Linked DNA regions of Homo sapiens: region 1 is linked to region 2. A link is a loop called in an ENCODE intact Hi-C map of the cell type or tissue named here. Cell type or tissue: upper lobe of right lung. All regions are shown on one strand.

Region 1 (2,500 bases), 45 kb after region 2:
GTGTAGGTAAGAGGCTCATCTGTTTTCTTTGCTGGACTCTGAGTGCTGGGCAGGCACCAGGTCCCACTCATCGCCGAGTTGGGGATCCTAGGGTAGTGTCCTACGCAGGTGAGCACCTCACCAGTGGTTTGTTGGATGAACAAGTGTAGCATGTGCCTGTTGTAGAGGGGCTCTTGGCCTAAGGGAGAGGCAGGCAGGAGCTGACACGCAGGGGACAGGAGGGGACGGGCTCATGCTGGCCCAGCAGGGCTCCGGCTTCACAGCTGGGGAGTATGGGCTCTAACCCCAACCCACACCTCTGGCTCCAAACTTTGCATCCTTAGTAAGCAGGTTGCCCTGTGAAGGATGTGCAGCACAGGGCTGTCGGGGTGGGGATGTGCCAGCCAGAGGTCCCAGCTCCCACAAATGCCGGCCAGTGTGAAAAATCCTAGTGTCTTCAAATAACCACCAGGAAGTCAGTCTGGCCCAGATCGGGGGGCAGTGGTCATTCATGCACTCACCAAATGCTTAGTAAGCACCTACTATATGCTGGGAGACACAGCAATGAACTAAAGAGATGAGGCTCCTGCTCTCCTGGTGCTTCCATTGGGAGGGGAAGACAGGCAGTAAACAAGTAGACACCCAGGTAAATGTGCATGTAGTGACTGGGACAGGTGCTTTGAAGGAGAGACAAGAGGGAGCTCCATGGCGGAGCTCCAAGGGCTGGCTCCGCAGAGACCCCAGGGCAGGGAAGGAGCAGACAGCACTTAGAGTCAGGAGCTGCACCTGCAGGATCCAGGGAGCCACCAAAGGGTTTGGAGCAGGGCAGGACTGGCCAGGTCACTGGTGGTGTGGACCAGAGTCCAGGGAGGAGGCTGGAGCTGGGGTAGCAGGGGAAAGATTAGAGAGCAAGTCTTAGTGACCAGGGGAGGTGGGAGAGAGCTGAAGAGCCTCCCACGACGACCGCTGCCTGCCTTCCACTCGCCTGCAGGCTGGTCATAGTGGCACTCATCGGCGTGAGTGTGGCCTGGATCCCCGTCCTGCAGGACTCCAACAGCGGGCAACTCTTCATCTACATGCAGTCAGTGACCAGCTCCCTGGCCCCACCAGTGACTGCAGTCTTTGTCCTGGGCGTCTTCTGGCGACGTGCCAACGAGCAGGTGGGCGTCGGCGGTCTGCTCTCCCTGGGGACGTGCCACAATTTGCTCTTCCCTGCTGCCTGTGGGGGGAGCCTTGGTCCTCCTCCCGTAGCCCCACATGCCCTGCCTCCCTCCTCCCCAGGGGGCCTTCTGGGGCCTGATAGCAGGGCTGGTGGTGGGGGCCACGAGGCTGGTCCTGGAATTCCTGAACCCAGCCCCACCGTGCGGAGAGCCAGACACGCGGCCAGCCGTCCTGGGGAGCATCCACTACCTGCACTTCGCTGTCGCCCTCTTTGCACTCAGTGGTGCTGTTGTGGTGGCTGGAAGCCTGCTGACCCCACCCCCACAGAGTGTCCAGGTGAGCCAGCCCTGACCCCTGACCCTGACCCCTAACAATTTCTTACTCTGGTCCCATTCTCATCCCCGACCCACTCTGACTCAGAATTTTCTAGCCCTGGACTACCTAGCCCCGTCCCTTTTTGAACTCAGCTGCCATCTTGCCATCCCCAACCTTTGATCCTGTCTGGGTCACCCCCACCCTGCCATCCCCCACCCCCAACCCTATCCTCACTCATTTCTTACAGATTGAGAACCTTACCTGGTGGACCCTGGCTCAGGATGTGCCCTTGGGAACTAAAGCAGGTAAGTGGATGACCCTAGGCACTCCTCCACCTTGACCCTGGCCTGGAGGCAAGGGCACCAGGTGTAACCTTGTGTCCTTCATCTGTCCCTCTCCTTCTGCAACCCCCTCCAGGTGATGGCCAAACACCCCAGAAACACGCCTTCTGGGCCCGTGTCTGTGGCTTCAATGCCATCCTCCTCATGTGTGTCAACATATTCTTTTATGCCTACTTCGCCTGACACTGCCATCCTGGACAGAAAGGCAGGAGCTCTGAGTCCTCAGGTCCACCCATTTCCCTCATGGGGATCCCGAGGCCCCAAGAGGGGCAGATTCCCCTCACAGCTGCACAGCAGCTCGGTGCCCAAGAACTGGCCAAGCCAGCAAAGCGGGAGCCCTGAAAAATTAGGGGGGAAATGGGAGAAAATAATGTGACATTTCAAAAACAGCACCAAAGCAGTCAGCATTGGAAGGAAAATTAGATTTCTGACGGACATCCTGATGTTGGTTTTACTGTTTTCGTTTTGAATACACAGGCTGGGTCAGGAGCAGTGAGATTTGCCAGCACTCAGGGTTCTAAGGGTCTTGGGCCAGCTCTGGATGGAGGAAGAGCCCCACATGCCCAGAGCAAGGCCCCCCATTAAGGGACTGCAGCCACCTCCAAGGGCTCCTCCCTCCACCCACCGGCTCCCAAATGCCAGAGGGAGCCTCTTCGCCCTCCCTCCCTGCCCACCATCCCTCAACCATCAGCCTGGCGTTCAAA
Region 2 (2,500 bases):
CTACCTCCCCATCCTCTACCCCTTGGGCTGGGTCTGCCTGGTGGATGCGGGGCCTCGGTCCAGAAACCCAGGCACTAGTCCTACTTGAGGTTCCTGGTCTCTGTGTGGCTCTCACTGACACTGGGGACTTTTAGGGGCACCTAGAGGTCTGACTCCACTTTGCTCTGTGGCCAGGGTAGCCCTCAAAGATAGCCACAGTCTAGTCAGAAGGGAGGTAGCAGTTCTGTGTGTTGAGACCATAGGGGTGTTTTGCTTTTTTTTAAGATGGAGTCTTGCTCTGTTGCTCAGGCTGGAGTGCAGTGGCACCATCTCGGCTCACTGCAACCTCCGCCTCCTGGGTTCAAGTGATTCTCCTGTCTCAGCCACCCAGGTAGCTGGGACTACAGGCATGTGCCACCACACTCGGCTAATTTTTGTATTTTTTTTTAAGTTTTTTTTTTTTTTTTTTTTTTCCCAGAGACATAGTCTTGTTCTGTCACCCAGGCTGGAGTGCAGTGGTGTGATCTCAGCTCACTGCAACCTCCGCCTCCTGGGTTTGAGCAATTCTCCTGCCTCAGCCTCCTAAGTAGTTGGGATTACAAGCGTGTACCATCATGCCCGGCTAATTTTTGTATTTTTAATAGAGACGGGGTTTCACCATGTTGGCAAGGCTGGTCTCGAACTCCTGACCTCGTGATCCGCCCACCTAGGCCTCCCAAAGTGCTGGGATTACAGGCATGAGCCACCATGCCCAGCCAATTTTTGTATTTTTAGTAGAAATGGGGTTTCACCATGTTGGCCAGGCTGGTCTTGAACTCCTGACCTCAAGTAATCCACCCATCTTGGCCTCCCAAAGTGCTGGGATACAGGCATGGACCGTTCACTATCTTCTGGCTCATCCATGACAAGTAGGTGGCATTTTTCTAACCAGAAACAAAACCAGTAACAAAGAGGCAAAGGGTCCAGTGGACAGAGCCCTGGTCTGGGCTCCCGTCTGGGCTATGCCCCTGCCCCTCCCTGGGCCTTGGTGTCCCTGTCTGTGAAACAGGGCAGTGCACAGACCAGAAGGCCTCCCAGGGTCCTGCCAGCTCTGTCACCTGCTGATGCCGCAGCTCCAGGCCGGGTGCCCTCCCTTAGTCAGTAGCAGCCACCTCAGTCATAACAGCAACCACAGCTTTCGTGGGCAGCGTGCTGACTCCAATGGCCACACCCCAAAACTCACTCATCATCTTCCCTGAGAAAGAGAACTCACATTCACCGGAGGCCCTTGAGGAGCCAGGGACAGGCTTGGCCGGCTACACTAGCAGCCTCACTTAAGTCGTTGCAACAACTCTCCTCATTTTGCAGATGAGGAGCCCAAGGTGAAATGGCCACTCAGGGAGTGAGTGCCGGCTTCCTCAGGGAAGAGCGCCTGGCTGGGACTAGACACCAGTGCTGGGAGGTGGGGGTGAGCAGTGGCCTGCTGACATCTGAGTTGGGGGCCCAGCCTTGCTATCTGACAGTCAGGGGTGGGGAAAGCCCCTGCCCTATTCAGGGGGACTGGCAGGCCTCACAGCTCATGGAAACTCTGAGCCTCAGCTTCTCTACTTGGGGTGACAGCACCTGTCCCAGGGCCAGCTGACATGAGCACAGATTGGAATATAGAGGCAAATATCCCACCAATGGCAAAAAGACATTCAGGGTCTTAGGGAAATGCTTCTCTCCCAAGCACCTAGACAGAACCACCGTCTAACTCTCTCATTGTCCAGATGGGGCAACTGAGGCCCAAACTGAGGCAAGGGCTTCTCCCAAGTCACAGCAAGCTGGCAGAGAAGCAGGAAGGACAGCAGCTTGCCCTGCGTTCGGAGGCTGCAGCCCGCAGGCATTCCTAGCCTCTGTAATTAATGTTTCCGTGACATCCACAGCTTAGGGGTAAATGCTGGGAGCCGTCCGTTAAACTAGCAAGCTTGGAAAGTAAGTTAAAATCACGGAGGCAGCCGGATGCGGTGGCTCACACCTGTAATCCCAGCACTTTGGGAGGCCGAGGCGGGCAGATCACCTGAAGTCGGGAGTTCAAGACCAGCCTGACCAACATGGTAAAACCCCATCTCTACTAAAAATACAAAAAAAAATTAGCCGGGCGTGGTGGCTCATGCCTGTAATCCCAGCTACTTGGGAGGCTGAGGCAGGAGAATCCCTTGAACCCTGGAAGGCAGAGGTTGCGGTGACCCGAGATTGCGCCATTGCACTCCAGCCTGGGCAACAAGAGTGAAACTCCATCTCAAAGAAAAAAAAAATCATAGAGGCTTCCTGCTCCTGAGTTGCAGCTGGTGACTTAAACTGTGGAACCGCAAAGGAAAACTAGTTACGTTTCAGAGTCATAGGTCGTACAACTTTGTGAACGTACTAAAAACCATGGGAACAGTGTACACTTTGGGTGAATTATATGGTCTGTGAATATCTCAATAAAGCTGTTTAAAAAGTAACTCTTTTGGGCTGGGCACGGTGGCTCACGCTTGTAATCCCAGCACTTTGGGAGGTC

Evidence for each region. A loop is a pair of places that touch in the nucleus more often than their neighbours do. Peaks named below come from ENCODE experiments on the same cell type or tissue, not always from the same donor. Only the 100,000 strongest peaks of a DNase experiment are listed, where the experiment ranks them.
Region 1: a loop joins it to region 2, with 2.7 times the contacts of the local background. A loop is called at or near these places in 13 of 110 quality-filtered maps.

What each region holds. Positions count from the first base shown.
Region 1 is chr17:19,018,453-19,020,952 of GRCh38, forward strand. It overlaps SLC5A10 (solute carrier family 5 member 10), which reads left to right. Exons shown (of 15, transcript NM_001042450.4): 12 at 971-1,139; 13 at 1,261-1,476; 14 at 1,703-1,760; 15 at 1,873-2,500. The coding sequence ends at 1,979. It overlaps GRAP (GRB2 related adaptor protein), which reads right to left. Exons shown (of 5, transcript NM_006613.4): 5 at 2,204-2,500. Among named protein-coding and RNA genes, the nearest start is that of FAM83G, 15 kb to the left of the region's middle. In upper lobe of right lung, no CTCF peak of the experiment used is centred here; a DNase peak (open chromatin) is centred at 1,209.
Region 2 is chr17:18,973,455-18,975,954 of GRCh38, forward strand. The region is part of intron 8 of SLC5A10 (solute carrier family 5 member 10); the gene reads left to right. All of the region lies in intron 5 of FAM83G (family with sequence similarity 83 member G), which reads right to left. Among named protein-coding and RNA genes, the nearest start is that of SLC5A10, 23 kb to the left of the region's middle. In upper lobe of right lung, no CTCF peak of the experiment used is centred here; no DNase peak of the experiment used is centred here.